2 separate regions of the Homo sapiens genome follow, and region 2 is linked to region 1. Evidence: read pairs that join two places in POLR2A ChIA-PET (ENCODE). Cell type or tissue: HepG2. All regions are shown on one strand. Links, peaks and the distances in the headings refer to the core of each region. The heading gives the core; the rest is flanking DNA.

What was found. Peaks named below come from ENCODE experiments on the same cell type or tissue, not always from the same donor. Only the 100,000 strongest peaks of a DNase experiment are listed, where the experiment ranks them.
Region 2: POLR2A ChIA-PET joins it to region 1 with 6 read pairs; 3 of 35 experiments call an interaction of 5 or more read pairs at or near these places.

The regions. Positions count from the first base shown.
Region 1 is chr12:4,012,050-4,019,425 of GRCh38, reverse strand. LINC03141 (long intergenic non-protein coding RNA 3141) reads right to left here. Exons shown (of 4, transcript XR_007063171.1): 1 at 6,312-7,376; 2 at 5,640-5,734; 3 at 1-444. Among named protein-coding and RNA genes, the nearest start is that of LINC03141, 3.8 kb to the right of the region's middle. RefSeq lists enhancers at 1-531, 532-1,129. In HepG2, for the core only: a CTCF peak has its summit at 4,044; a DNase peak (open chromatin) is centred at 3,885.
Region 2 is chr12:3,956,244-3,962,296 of GRCh38, reverse strand. LOC105369608 (a long non-coding RNA gene) reads left to right here and starts at 3,654. Exons shown (of 3, transcript XR_931557.4): 1 at 3,654-3,728; 2 at 5,481-5,565. In HepG2, for the core only: no CTCF peak of the experiment used is centred there; a DNase peak (open chromatin) is centred at 1,906.

The DNA of each region.
Region 1 (7,376 bases), core at 1,163-6,162:
TGAAGGACCAAGGCAGGCGTCCCTGCGTGGTCTGACACCCTTGAAACGTGGGTGTATAATCAGAGAGGCGTCCCTGCACTGATTAAACACCAAGGGAAGGCTGCCTTCCCAGTCCGTGACTGGCGCCGGAGTTTTGGGTCCACGGATAAAACGTGTCTCCTTTGTCTCTACCAGAAAATGAAAGGAATTGAAATTAAGAGAAGGGAGAGATTGAAGAGTGGAAAGGAGAAAGTGGTTGAGGGACAGTGAGAGAGGTTGGAGAAGAGAGTAAGAAGAGGCCGCTTACCTGATTTAAAATTGGTGAGATGTTCCTTGGGCTGGTCGGTCTGAGGACCTGAGATCATAGGTGGATCTTTCTCACGGAGCAAAGAACAGGAGTACAGGGGATTGATCTCCCAAGGGAGGTCCCCCAATCCGAGTCACAGCACCAAATTTCATGCGCGTCTGTGTGAAGAGACCAACAAACAGGCTTCGTGTGAGCAACATGGCTGTGTATTTCACCTGGGTGCAGGCGGGCTGAGTCCGAAAAGAGAGTCAGCGAAGGGAGATAAGGGTGGGGCCGTTTTATAGGATTCGGGTAGGTAAAGGAAAATTACAGTCAAAGGGGGTTTGTTCTCTGGCGGGCAGGAGTGGGGGTCGCAAGGTGCTCGGTGGGGGTGCTTTTTGAGCCAGGATGAGCCGGGAAAAGGACTTTCACAAGGTAATGTCATCAGTTAAGGCAAGGACCGACCATTTATACTTCTTTTGTGGTGGAATGTCATCAGTTAAGGTGGGGCAGGGCATATTCACTTCTTTTGTGATTCTTCAGTTACTTCAGGCCATCTGGGCGTATACGTGCAAGTCACAGGGGATGCGATGGCTTGGCTTGGGCTCAGAGGCCTGTCACTCGTGTAGGGTGCTTTTACATGTATTACTTCAAACTTTCCCAGCAAGCTTATATCCTTTTGCCCGTTTTACAGATGGTAGAAAAAGGCTCACATTAAAGAGCCTGTGGTCACACTGTTAGAAAGTTGCTGAGCCAGAATTCAAACCCATTCCAACTTCACTACTTAAGCTCCTGACCTGGCACCACACTGCAAGGTGAGACCAAACTCTAATACCCAAGGACATGAAACAACAAAGTGCTATGGCAGTTCAGGTAGGAAGAGCCCACATCTGGCCATGGGAATCAAGACTGGATCCATAAAAGACACCTGTTTTAACAGTATCCTGAAGGGGCAGGGGCAGAAGTCTGAAGAGGGCATGGGGCACAAAAGCACTGACATGCACTGGGGAAATAGTGAGTGGCCCTGGGGTATAGGGTCTGAGAAGAGGAGAGGACAGGTTGGCACCAGAATGTAGAGAGCTGTGCCTGTATCTAGGCACAACTCTATAGGCATTAGGGGACCACTGAAGATATTTTGAGTATGGTCGTCCTGTAAGAAAAGAGATATTTAGGAAGAGAAATCAAGATGACACATGTAAGGTAACCTGGAATAGGAAGAAACTAAAATGACAGAGGAGATTCAAGCCATTAAAATGGTCCACACGGCTGGGCTGGGCACGTTGGGACCAACCCCACAACCAGGCTGTTCTCTTGACCCTGGGTCTTTGTCCGCAAAGCACTTTGGGAGGCCAAGGCAGGCAGATCATTTGAGGTCAGGAGTTCAAGACCAGCCTGGCCAACGTGCTGAAACCCCGTCTCTACTAAAAATACAAAAAATTAGCCAGGTGTGATGGCGCATGCCTGTAGTCCCAGCTACTCAGGAGGCTGAGGCAGGAGAATTGCTGAAACTCGGGCAGTAGAGGTTGCAGTGAGCTGAGGTCGCGCCACTGCACTCCAGCCTGGGCGACAGAGCAAGACTCTGTATCAAAAAATAAAAAAATAAAATAAAATGGTTCAAGCAAGGGGCAAAGAGATACTGAACAAAGTAGCCTGAGAATGGCAAGGTGGTTTTAGGTATCTGAAGTTACTGGAGATGGAAATGGGGATCTGGAGCATGGAGTGAGGTGGGAGCTGCAGATACAGGCTTGGAAATTGCAAGTAAAAAGATGATGAAGAAAGCCCTAGGAATGGATTCAATGGGTAGCAGAAGAAAAGAGAGGTGGGGATCCAATCTAGACTCAAGGGGAAAAGGGGGAAGGCAAGAAACAAAGCAGGCAGAAAAGACACAACGGGACAGGTAAGGGGAGAAGCAGCTTGGGACACCGAGTGAGAAGAAAAATTCCCAAGTGGCTGACAGTGTTAAATATGTCTTCTCCTGATGGAGTCCTTGCTGGACCAAACTTGAGGCAGGTTCCCGAACGTTCTTCAAGGCCCATCTGTGCACTTCCTTGTAAAATCTAATTTTAGCAAGAGCCTTGCAAAGTCAGTTTAGCAAGAACCTCCCCACCACCCCACCCTTCAATATCTGATTAGGCTCCTCCTCCTCCACCAGGCCCCAGGTGACATCTCATCACCCTGGCCCATCTTCAGTGTGAATCCTGCTAAGTTGTTCAGCTGGAATCCCCTTATGTTTCCTCTTAGTAATTTTCCACCACTGACCCCCACCCTGCTCCTTGGCTATACATTGCTGCATCAGAATTGAGCCCAACCTCTCCCCGCTCCCTGCCCACTGCAAAATTCCATTGCCATGGTCCCTACCCCTGTCTCGATGGTCCTGAATAAAGTTTTCATAAGTGTCATTGAATAATTTTTTAACAAGCCTCCCTACCTGAGTCACACCCACCAGGTTAGGTATGACTCCCAGACTCTCACCTGGCCTTGTACTCTTTGAGTTTCAGTGGCCTGTTTTGTAAAAGGGGGATGATAGTGCCATGCCGCGTCATTGCTGTGTGAAACCGCACATCGTAGGTACTCAATAAATGGTAGCTCCTGATGTTATTGTTTATTTACATTATTCTTCCCCAAGTTTAGGAACTTCTTGAGATCAGGGACCAGGTCTTTGGATCCATTTGACAACTACCACGTTATAGTCATTCTAAATGTGTTCCAAATGCTGAGAAAATGGAATGAATGAAGATTTCCTGTTTCTATCTGGGCTGCTGCCGTGGCTGTTTTGCCATGTTGGTGTTTTATTACTGTTAGGTATTGGTCAAGATAGAGCTCTGGAGGCTCTGAATAGCAGGACTTTCTGGTTCTGTTTCCATTTCTCTCTACAGAATATCAACCTACCACTTTGATTTATGGACAGCGGACAAAGACCCAGGGTCAAGAGAGCTGCCTGGTTGTGGGGTTGGTCCCAGGGCCAGGTTCATGGTAGGGGAGTAGAGACTTGGAGTGGATAACTGGATTTTCTCAGACAAGGTGGAGGGAAGGACTTGCTGCTTTCTAGACTTCAAATCTCAGTCAGAGAGGGCTGAGTGGGAGAGGCTTGGAGAAGCAACAGAAGGCATGCCCATATGGGTACCTACCCACGGCCCTCTAAAGAAGGGGGGAGGTGAGAAGGCAGAGATTGAGCAGGACCGAGGCCTTCGGGTGTCTTGGCCCCACCCTGAATCTGCATCCAAGATGCCTTTTTTCTCAGCCTTGAAGCAAGGATAGAACAGTCCATTCCAGGGGTTTCAGAAGGATTCCTTCCCTCTCATCAGCATATCTTGGCATGTCCTTGCCGAAGCTGGTTCAGGCAATCTTTGCCCTGGAAGCCATCTGTTAAAATCCTGTCTAGTATGATGGGATTTTTTTTTCCTTCTGTTTGTTTGGGTGAGGGGTAAGAGGGGAGGAGGAGTTGTGAAGGGCACAGAAGTGTTTGAAAGCCCAGCCTCCCTCCTCTGTCTGGGCTGCTCCAGGCTTTGATAATTCCAGGGGCTGAGATAGCTACTAGACTATCAGGCCCGCCTGCCCTGAGCTGGCGGCTGGGGCTTTCATCTGTTTATGGCCAAGGACAGCAACATGGAGGCCAGTCCCCAGGCTGGCTAATGAGTAATCAGAAGCCTTGTCTGTACAAGGTCTTGGGACATGCCCTGGGGTGACCTTCAGGTCGCTGGGAGAGGCCTCATTCATCCTGAAGCCTGGGGCCAAGGCCAGGGGGCCGTTTCCTCTTTGTCACCTCTGCTACGGCCACCCACTGGAGTCACATTGTGTCCCCCGACCCCCACCTTCGCCTAAATGGCCTGTTGGCTTATTTAGGAAAGTTATTCCAAAGGCCTTCCTCTTCCATTCTGCCTTGGTTACAAAGAAGCGAGCTGTGGTGCATGCAATCCCTGCTTCCATTTCACCCACCAAGCTGCAGTCTCTCTAGCTGCCCCCTTCCTCTCCCAACCCTGAGAGTTCGTACAATCCCCCTCCAGGGATGATGAAGAAGCCTTTGAAAGGAGCACACCATAGTGAACGGTTACAACATCCTTATCTTCCTGCCTTGGATCAGATAACTTCATTCCTAACTCTGTAAAGGCCTTGAATGGTTGCCCCTGGTCCATAGGCAGGGGTCCGTGCTCTTAGAGAGACGTCCAGCAGATGAGCATAGGTCGTTGATTCCTCCTCTTCTTCCTTCAGCAGAGTTCACGTGCCTGCTTTGTGTGGGAATCTATTAGGGTGTGTCTGCTTCTTGCTTGCAGCTATGGGGCCCTGGTACAGTTACCTAAACTCTCTGAGTCTCCACGTTTTCCCCTCTGTACAAAAAGGCCCATAGCACTACCTCATAGGGCTTGAGAGGAACTCCAACAAGATGCAGATAGCAAGTGCTAGACAATGAAGGGGCATTAATTCTGTGTTTTGGGGCCACCTGTGTGTCCACCTCCCCATCACTAACTCTGCTCTCCCCACCAGAATACACTCAGTAGCATGAAGTATTTGGACAATGTTTTCCAAGTGAATGAATGAATAAATGAATAAATACATTGCTAATGGCAGCAAATATATGTGGACATCTGTTCTCTGAGAATAAATCAATTCAATGATTATGGAATTTCACAGCGTTGTAAGCAGTTGAACGAGGCACATGCAAACCATCCCCTGAAACAAATGGAATTAAACCTAAAAATGTATCAAGACTTTCCCTTTTTGTGTGTTACAGTTTTTAGGGAGATTAATATTTGAGAATAAGCTATGGCCATTGACAAAACTTAACTTTTAATTTTTTTGTAGAGATGGGGTCTTGCCTAGTTTGCCCAGGCTGGACTCAAGCTCCTGGGCTCAAGGGATTCTTCCATCTGGGCCTCTCAAAGTGCTGGGATTATAGGCATGAGCCACCACACCCAGACTTTTATTTTGTCGCATCTATAATAGATGTTCAATAAATTTCTATGGAATGGAGAAATGGATGAATGATTGGGAAAAATTAACTATCAGCAATGGGAATAATGTTTATTAGAACTTCTGGGGGTTCGGATACTTCTTAGGGATGTGGGTAGCAGCTTGCTGTGTGGTCTTTGCTATGCCTCTCACCTTGTCTGCCTCTGCCTCTGCCCCTTACCCCTCCATCTGAGTCATAGGGCAACATAATCCTCTATCTCTGTGTCTTCTTACAGGAGCACAAGAAGGCAAGTACAACTAGAGAAATAGGCCTTCTGGCAATCTCCTAAGACAGTCTCATATAAACATGATCACACATCTTCCCAGGGCCTTTAGAGTCAGCAGAGTAAGGGGGAGAAAGAGAGAGGAGGAGGGAAAAAAATTAACTGGATAAGTCACCCCAGGGCAGTGAGGCCCAAGAAAGCACCTTTATCTCCACTCCTGCTATGCTTCATTGACTTCATTCTTGTCCTGTCTCCAGGACTCCTTTACTGCAGTTAGGCTTTCTCCTAGGGGCTGGGCCTGGCAACACAGAGAAGAAGCAGGTGAAACATTAGTGGATTAACTTGTGAAGCTATCCCCACCCCACCCCCAACTCCCCAACCCTTGCCACTTTAAAGCAAAAACTGCATTCAGGAAAATCTGACAGTTTCGTTGGAATAAGTGGAGGGAGAAAGCGGCTGGCAGGGCCCTGGGCCAGTTCAGCCTACCAGTGTTGTTTCTCTGCTGGGAGTCAGAACTTCGAGATGGATCCTGCAAAGAGTTCCAGGAGTGCTCCGTGGCTGGCTCTGGAGCTTGGAGTAGCTGCATGGAGATGGCAGAAGCTCAAAGCCACTTCCTCCAGGAAGCCTTCTGTGATTCCTCCAGCCAGCTACTCCTCTCCCAAGTCCTATAGAGCTTTCTTGTGCCTCATGGAGCACTGAATACCTTGTCTTTCATATTCCCATGATTGTATAGGTCTTTTCTCTCTTATAGTCTGGGAGCTGCTAAAGGGAACTATCTTGATCTGACTAATCTTGGTCCCTTGAGTGCCCAGCAGTGCCAGTCCTGCAGGAGGCACTTATAAAATAATTGTTGACTCAATGAACTGGACTCTCACCTCTCCAAGTTGCATCCTCCCCTTTGTTTCTTCTTCTTCTTCTTCTGCTTCTTCTTCTTCTGCTTCTTCTTCTGCTTCTTCTGCTTCTTCTTCTTCTTCTTTTTCTGCTGCTGCTGCTTCTTCTTCTTCGACAGGGTCTTTCTTTGTCACCCAGGCTGGAGTGCAGTGGCTCAATCTTGGCTCACCGCAGCCTCAACCTCCCAGGCTCAAGTGATCCTCCCACTTCAGCTACCTGCCAAGTAGCTGGGACTACAGCCATGTGCCACCGCACCCAGCTAATTTCTGTATTTTTTATAGAGATGGGTTTTCACCATGTGCCCAGGCTGGTCTCGAACTCCTGGACTCAAGGGATCTGCCCACCTTGGCCTCCCAAAGTGCTGGGATTACCAGCATGAGCCATTGTGCCTGGCCCTCCTCTTTGTACCTTCTAAGGTTAAGGAGGAAGGATACCAGGAAGATGGAGCTGAGGTTACAGCTCTTCAAATGTGTGTTTTGGTGGAGATGGTACCTGCTAAGCAGGCCGCTTGTGTGTGAAATCTCAGGTTTGGTGAGAGCTCTGTGCCCTTAGGGGAGGGAAGTCCGGGAAGTCAAACAACCAGAGGAGCATTGATCTGAGTGGAATTCAGGTGGGTGGCCATGCTTGGGTCCCAATTTCTGGTTTCTTGGCCTGTGTTCTTTGCAAAGTCATTCTGCCTTGCTTTATGAAATACTAGCTTGAATGAAACTGCTTTTCACAGCTCAATTAGTGACTTCAGAGTGAGGCCCTTATTTAACTTTAAAGAAGCAGTCTAGTAAGGTGGATAGCATCACAGGTTCTAGAACCTGAATTCAGCAAAGTCATCACTAAATAGGCATGGAAATTTAACCAAGTTAGTTAACCTCTCTGTGCTTATACAAAGAAGGATAATAACAGAACCTACCTCACAGAATAGTGAGGATTGAAGGACTTAACACATGTAAGGCCCTTAGAATTGTGCCTGGCATTGCTCACTGTTTGATGAAGAAAGCATCAGAATCCTTCAGTTCAGAACCATAGGCTTTCTATCCAAAGTACTGGGGTATTGG
Region 2 (6,053 bases), core at 1-5,000, 56 kb after region 1:
GACTGTGCTAGGAACCGGGAATCCTGTCATGAACAAACACACTCCAAACTGGAGGGGAAATCTGAAACCATCTAGTCCTTTGCACTCCATTTAAGGATGAAGAAAGTAAGGCCGAGAGGGGGAAGCAGAGTGACCTGCTCAAGGTCACAGAGAAGGTGACGTGGTGTACAACGACCTTGACGGCATGCTGACCATGAAGACAAACTGCAGAGATTGATGTGGTACATTTAGCTGAATTTTGTGACTGAGGGCTGTTAAAGAACGAGAAGAGAGGAGAGAAAGCCTTATTTGGAGGCCTAGAAGTCACAGACTGAGACGTCAATGCCAAATCTTTCATTTCCCACTGTGGCTTTTTGTTCTCTCTCTAGGAATAGCAAGAATTTTGTACATAGCTGGGAATGAAAGCGAGGAAAATGGTACCGGGATAAAGTTTGAGAAAACTATTTCCTTGTAAAGTCCGTGCTCCAACACTGGCCGTGTGCCAAACAGAGAAGTGCCCCTGCATGCTTTTCTGACCGTCTCAACTTGATGAATCTGAGGATGTATCCAAGGATGGCGGATCATGAGACTCACAGTCCAAAGGCGTGTCAGATCCCAGACTGCTTCGTGATCACAAGAAACACATTGCCAACTGAGTTTTGATGACACTTATTTTTCCTCCTGTGAAACCTGAGCATTCCAGTTAAAGACTGGAAGCATGCTAATTTTGTGTGAACTGAATTATGGGTTATTATAAAGCTCACCATTTCAAGTGAGTCTGAGTCTATTGTTAACCAGAATATCATTCGCTCATTTGTCTTTTCAGTAAGTTTTGATTTTAAATTTTATATCAGATTTTTTTAGTGTCTGACTTATTAAATATGACCATCGTTGAACATAAACTCTAAGATAAATCCAAAGAGGCAGGGAATAAAATTTGAATTCACTCTTTATGGGCTATATACATAGATACTGTCTTCATCATTTACTTACTCAGTCACCAGTGAAGAAACAAAAATAAATAAGAAAGGGTTCTTGTCTTTGAGGAATTTGCAGTCTAGTGGAGGAAACAGTTGCATGAAGAGAATATTTGAGTATAATGCAATGCATGCTCTTACAAAAATATACTGAAAGTGCAATGGTGAAGGCTATACTTTTAAGAAAAGATGAAGCACTTCCACTTTCCTATACCATAAGCCCCTACAAAAAGAGAATGTATTTCATGCCAGCTCATATAATGGAAACATAAGGCCCAGAGCAATTGTGCTCACTAAAGCAAGAATTAGGAGATCCACCGTCCTGAGCACTTTTCCACACAACCTCCAACAGCCCAGCCCGCTTCCCCTGAAAAGCCTGAGCTCAGACAGGCCAGTGCTCCTCCAGGACTTGGGCATCCCCTGAAGGTGATGGGCCTCAGCCCAGTGAACTGCTGGGACTGGCGGCTTCGGAGATCTCCTGGCTGGGAAAGAAGAGGGAGAGGATTGAGCCCCTGCTAAGTCACTCAATGACTTTTTCTTATCAGTATTTGTCCAGGTTCCTGGATGGAGGTCACCTGCCCTGAACACTAAACTCAGAGAGGTGAGGATGGTCTCTTGAAGGGCAAGAGTACTCAAAAAACTAGCAGAACTGGGAAACCAGAAAATTGGGGTGCAGAAGGAAATAGGGTGGAGAGAAGAGGGAGTCAGGCTAATGCGGGGAGTTTATAGTTTCTAGATCTAGTCAGATCCCACCTGGTGGAGGTGCAGACTTCACCAGCCTTACGTCCACCACGAGGGAGGAGCATGTGTCGGCCCTGAGCATTCATGTCCCAGCCAGACCACAGCTGAGTCTCAGGCTGAATCCATCTGTGGAGATTGGCCCCAGGGTGACCTTGGCCTCTTTCAAAACCTGTTCAGTCAGGCCAAGGATGGGAGGAATGGCAGAAGGCCAGATGGCAGGGGTTGAAGCTGGGGTGGGTGCCACGGCTGATGGGTTCAGGGCCCCTGGCTGGACTTCTGTCCTCATCCTTGTCAAACATTCCTGCTTGTGGCTGGCAGGAAGAAGTGGCGGCTGTGGAGAATTAGTAATGAGATACGGAGTCATTCACCTCCAGGTCACTAGTTCAAAACCAGGTCACCAGTGAGGCAAAGTTCCAACCAAGGGGGCAGGGTGGGGGTTTCATCTGAGTGGCTTGAAGGCAGATATTTGCCCTCCCGGAAGACAGCTCAGGCAGGTCAGCGGGGGCCACAGGGCAAGGAGCTCTGTCCCGCTGACATGAGATGCAGGTCTGGAGAGGCCTCCATGGCCTTCTGGCTCCATTCTCTCCAAGACCTCCCTCCTCTGCCCCCAGGCCAGGTCACACATTCAAGTCAAAAGAACCCAGGTAGGTAGCAGTTACTCAGATAATCTGGTGATAGCCCTGTTTACTTAGAAATTTCTGCTCTCTGAGGGCAGAGGCGGTATCTCTCTAGCACATATTTTATTATTATTTTTGGCCTTATCATTATCTAAATTTATTTATTTACTTGTTTGTTTACTTGTCTACCACCTGAACCCTACCACTATTATTACTTAAGCTCTTTAAAAATGGAGACCCCATGTACGCCTGCCACTTTTTAGGTGCTTAAGAATTACTAATTAAATGAATGAGTCCATAAAAAAAGAATGAATTCCTGGTGCCTGCCTCCCACTGTCTGGCAGACAGGATGTGCTCAAAGATATTTGCTGAATAAATAGATGAACAAATAAATGGATGGATCACGGAATGAAAGTTTTGAGAAATAATCAGTTTCCAGCACGCCAATGATAACATTTTTACAGATAGAGAATTAGGAAGTTTTTCTTTTCTTTTTTTTTTTTTTTTTTGAGACGGAGTTTCGCTCTTGTCACCCAGGCTGGAGTGCAATGGTGCGATCTCCGCTCACTACAACCTCCACCTCCCGGGTTCAAGCGATTCTCTTGCCTCAGCCTTCTGAATAGCTGGGATTACAGGCGCATGCCACCATGGCCGGCTAATTTTTGTATTTTTAGTAGAGACAGGGTTTCCCCATGTTGGCCAGGCCGGTCTTGAACTCCTGACCTCGTAATTCACCCGCCTCAGCCTCTCAAAGTGCTGGGATTACAGGCGCGAGCCACCGCACGTGGCCAGGAAGTTTTTCTTAACACCAACCTAAAGTCTCCAAACCCAAAGCAGAGTGCTTGGCTCACATTAGGTGCTTGGAAAATGTTTCTTGAGTGGATGAATGCTAAGTGGATGAGTAAATGGATGGATGGATGGACGGACGGATGGATGGATGGAGCAAACAAATAAGACTAGCATGCATGATGAAGCAAAACCCAAAACAAGTTATGAAAATTAATTTTTTTCCTCTTTATCCAAAATGATAGCCTTTTGGTTCCCTCTCTTCATAACTATAGATCTGGAATTTTCTCATGCATTCAGTTTCTACCTAGTTAAGTTTATTCAATCATTCATTCATTTGTTTAGCCAACACTTGCTGATATGGTTTGGCTGTGTCCCAATCCAAATCTCAACTTGAATTGATCTCCCAGAATTCCCATGTGTTGTGGGAGGGACCCAGGGGGAGGTAATGGAATCACGGGGGCCGGTCTTTCCTGTGCTATTCTCGTTATAGTTAATAAGTCTCACGAGATCTGAAAGCAAGGGTTTCTGCTTTTGCTTCTTCCTCATTTTTCTCTTTCCGCTGCCATGTAAGAAGTGCCTTTTGCCTCCCACTATCATTCTGAGGCCTTCCCACCCATGTGGAACTGTAAGTCCAACTAAACCTCTTTTTCTTCCCGGTCTCAGGTATGTCTTTATCAGTAGCGTGAAAACGGACTAATACACTCAGTGAGTGTGTTCAATGTGCCAGGTACATACAAGGGTGAGTGAGAGAGAGCCCAGCCCTGTGTCCAGAGGTGGAGTCAAGTTCACACTTGTGTCCATGCCAGTCACTATGCCACGGGTTACAACAACGAGTAAGGCAGCCTGGTGGTGTTTTGGTGGTGCTGTCTGCCTTAGATTACAAAAATCTACTCAGTTAGATATAGCAGCAGAACTTAGTCATGAATCAGGACTGACATGTAATCAAAATTGTAGATGGGCTGGGCATGGTGGCTCATGCCTGTAATCCCAGCACTTTGGGAGGCCAAGGCAGGTGGATCACTTGAGGTCAGGAGTGGAGACCAGCCTGGCCGACATGGTGAAACCCCATCTCTACTAAAAATATAGAAATTAGCTTGGCTTCATGGCCTATCCCTGTAATCCCAGCTACTCGTGAGGTTGAGGCACGAGAATCACTTGAACACAGGAGGCGGGGGCTGCAATGAGCCAAGATCGCACCTCTGCACTCCAGCCTGGGTGGGCAACAGAGCAAGACTCTGTCTCAAAATCAATCAATAAATAAGTTGTAGATGGACTGTTTTAAATCTCTTTTCCACGTATTGTGGCTCACCTAGCACCTCTGACAATTAGTGGCTACGTGGAGATTTTTAACAATAAGACTGCTTACGACACCCACAGAGGTCATAATTTCAAACTATACTTCTCTTGGCAAGAATCAAGTAGTCTCGCAATCCAAGAAGTTTGCTATAGCATTAATGAGTAACCACTATGTGCCAGGGATTGTGCTAAGGGTTGGGGATGGTACATAAAACCCTGTGTTGGCCTCTAGAAGATCTGAATCTAGTCGAAACATAAAAACAGAGACCGTGCAATGTAATAACGATCACAAACAAGGAATATTCAAATGCAATGGCAGCATAGGAGAGAACTTGATTGATTGTATTTTGGGAAGTTGGAGTGGGTTTTACAGACGAGTTAATATTTGAGGTTTGCTTTGGCCAGAGAATAAAAGTTTGTGAAAGGGAAAACAAAGACCCTTTGGGAGAAGGGCATGGCATAGCCTAAGTTTGACAGTTGTAGATGTATGAAAATTTGTAGAACCATGAGTTGTCTGTGTGACTAGAACGTAGCATGTGCAGAAGAGAGAGATGGAAATGGAACTGGAAACACAGGTATGAACCAGACTGTTTTCTTTTTTCTTTTTGGAGATGGAGTTTCGCTCTTGTTGCCCAGGATGGAGGGTAATGGCGCGATCTCGGCTTACCGCAACCTCTGCCTCCCGGGTTCAAGTGATTCTCCTGCCTCAGCCTCCTGAGTAGCTGGAATTACAGGCATGCACCACCACGCCTCGCTAATTTTTGTATTTTTGGTAGAGATGGGGTTTCTTCATGTTGGTCAGGCTGGTCTCGAACTCCCGACCACAGGTGATCCGCCCACCTTGGCCTCCCAAAGTGCTGGGATTACGGGCGTGAGCCACCACACCTGACTGTTTTCTAAAGGCAATGCTGAAGAGCTTAGTTGTAATGCCCAGGTAATAGGGGGTCATCAAATTAGGATTTTTGACCACTTACGTCAGGGGGTTAGGTCTCCATTTCCTACAATATGGCAGCTTAGATGACCTAACAACTCTCCTACAAATGCTGAACAAATGATAATGTACATTTTTCTAAATGCAAAGCTGAACTCACAAGAAAATAAGGAAGACCTCCTGGAGGGAAAACAAGCAAGAACTGAAAACAAGTGCCGTCAGTGAATGGAATGAGGTGAGGCAACTCAGGGTGTTGGGACAAGTACTGGGGGGATTAGGTTTTTAGGCATTTCTAATTGTACATTTAAAACGTGTAGAATGGGGCCGGGTGCAGTGGCTTACACCTGTAATCTCAGCACTTTGGGAGGCCAAGGCGGGCGGATCACGAGGTCAGGAGATCGAGACCATCCTGGCTAACACGGTGAAACCCCGTCTCTACTAAAAATACAAAAAAATTAGCCGGTCGTGGTTGCAGGTGCCTGTAGTCCCAGCTACTCAGGAGGCTGAGGCAGGAGAATGGCGTGAATCCGGGAGGTGGAGCTTGCAGTGAGCCGAGATCGCGCCACTGCACTCCAGCCTGGGTGACAGTGCGAGACTCTGTCTCAAAAAAAAAAAAAAAAAAAAATGTGTAGAATGGGTTTTTCAGATCCGCAGGAATATTGACTATGGGGCCTGTGCCTGTGCTGGGTGGAGAGTTGAAATTAGGCCTTCACGTAAAACCAG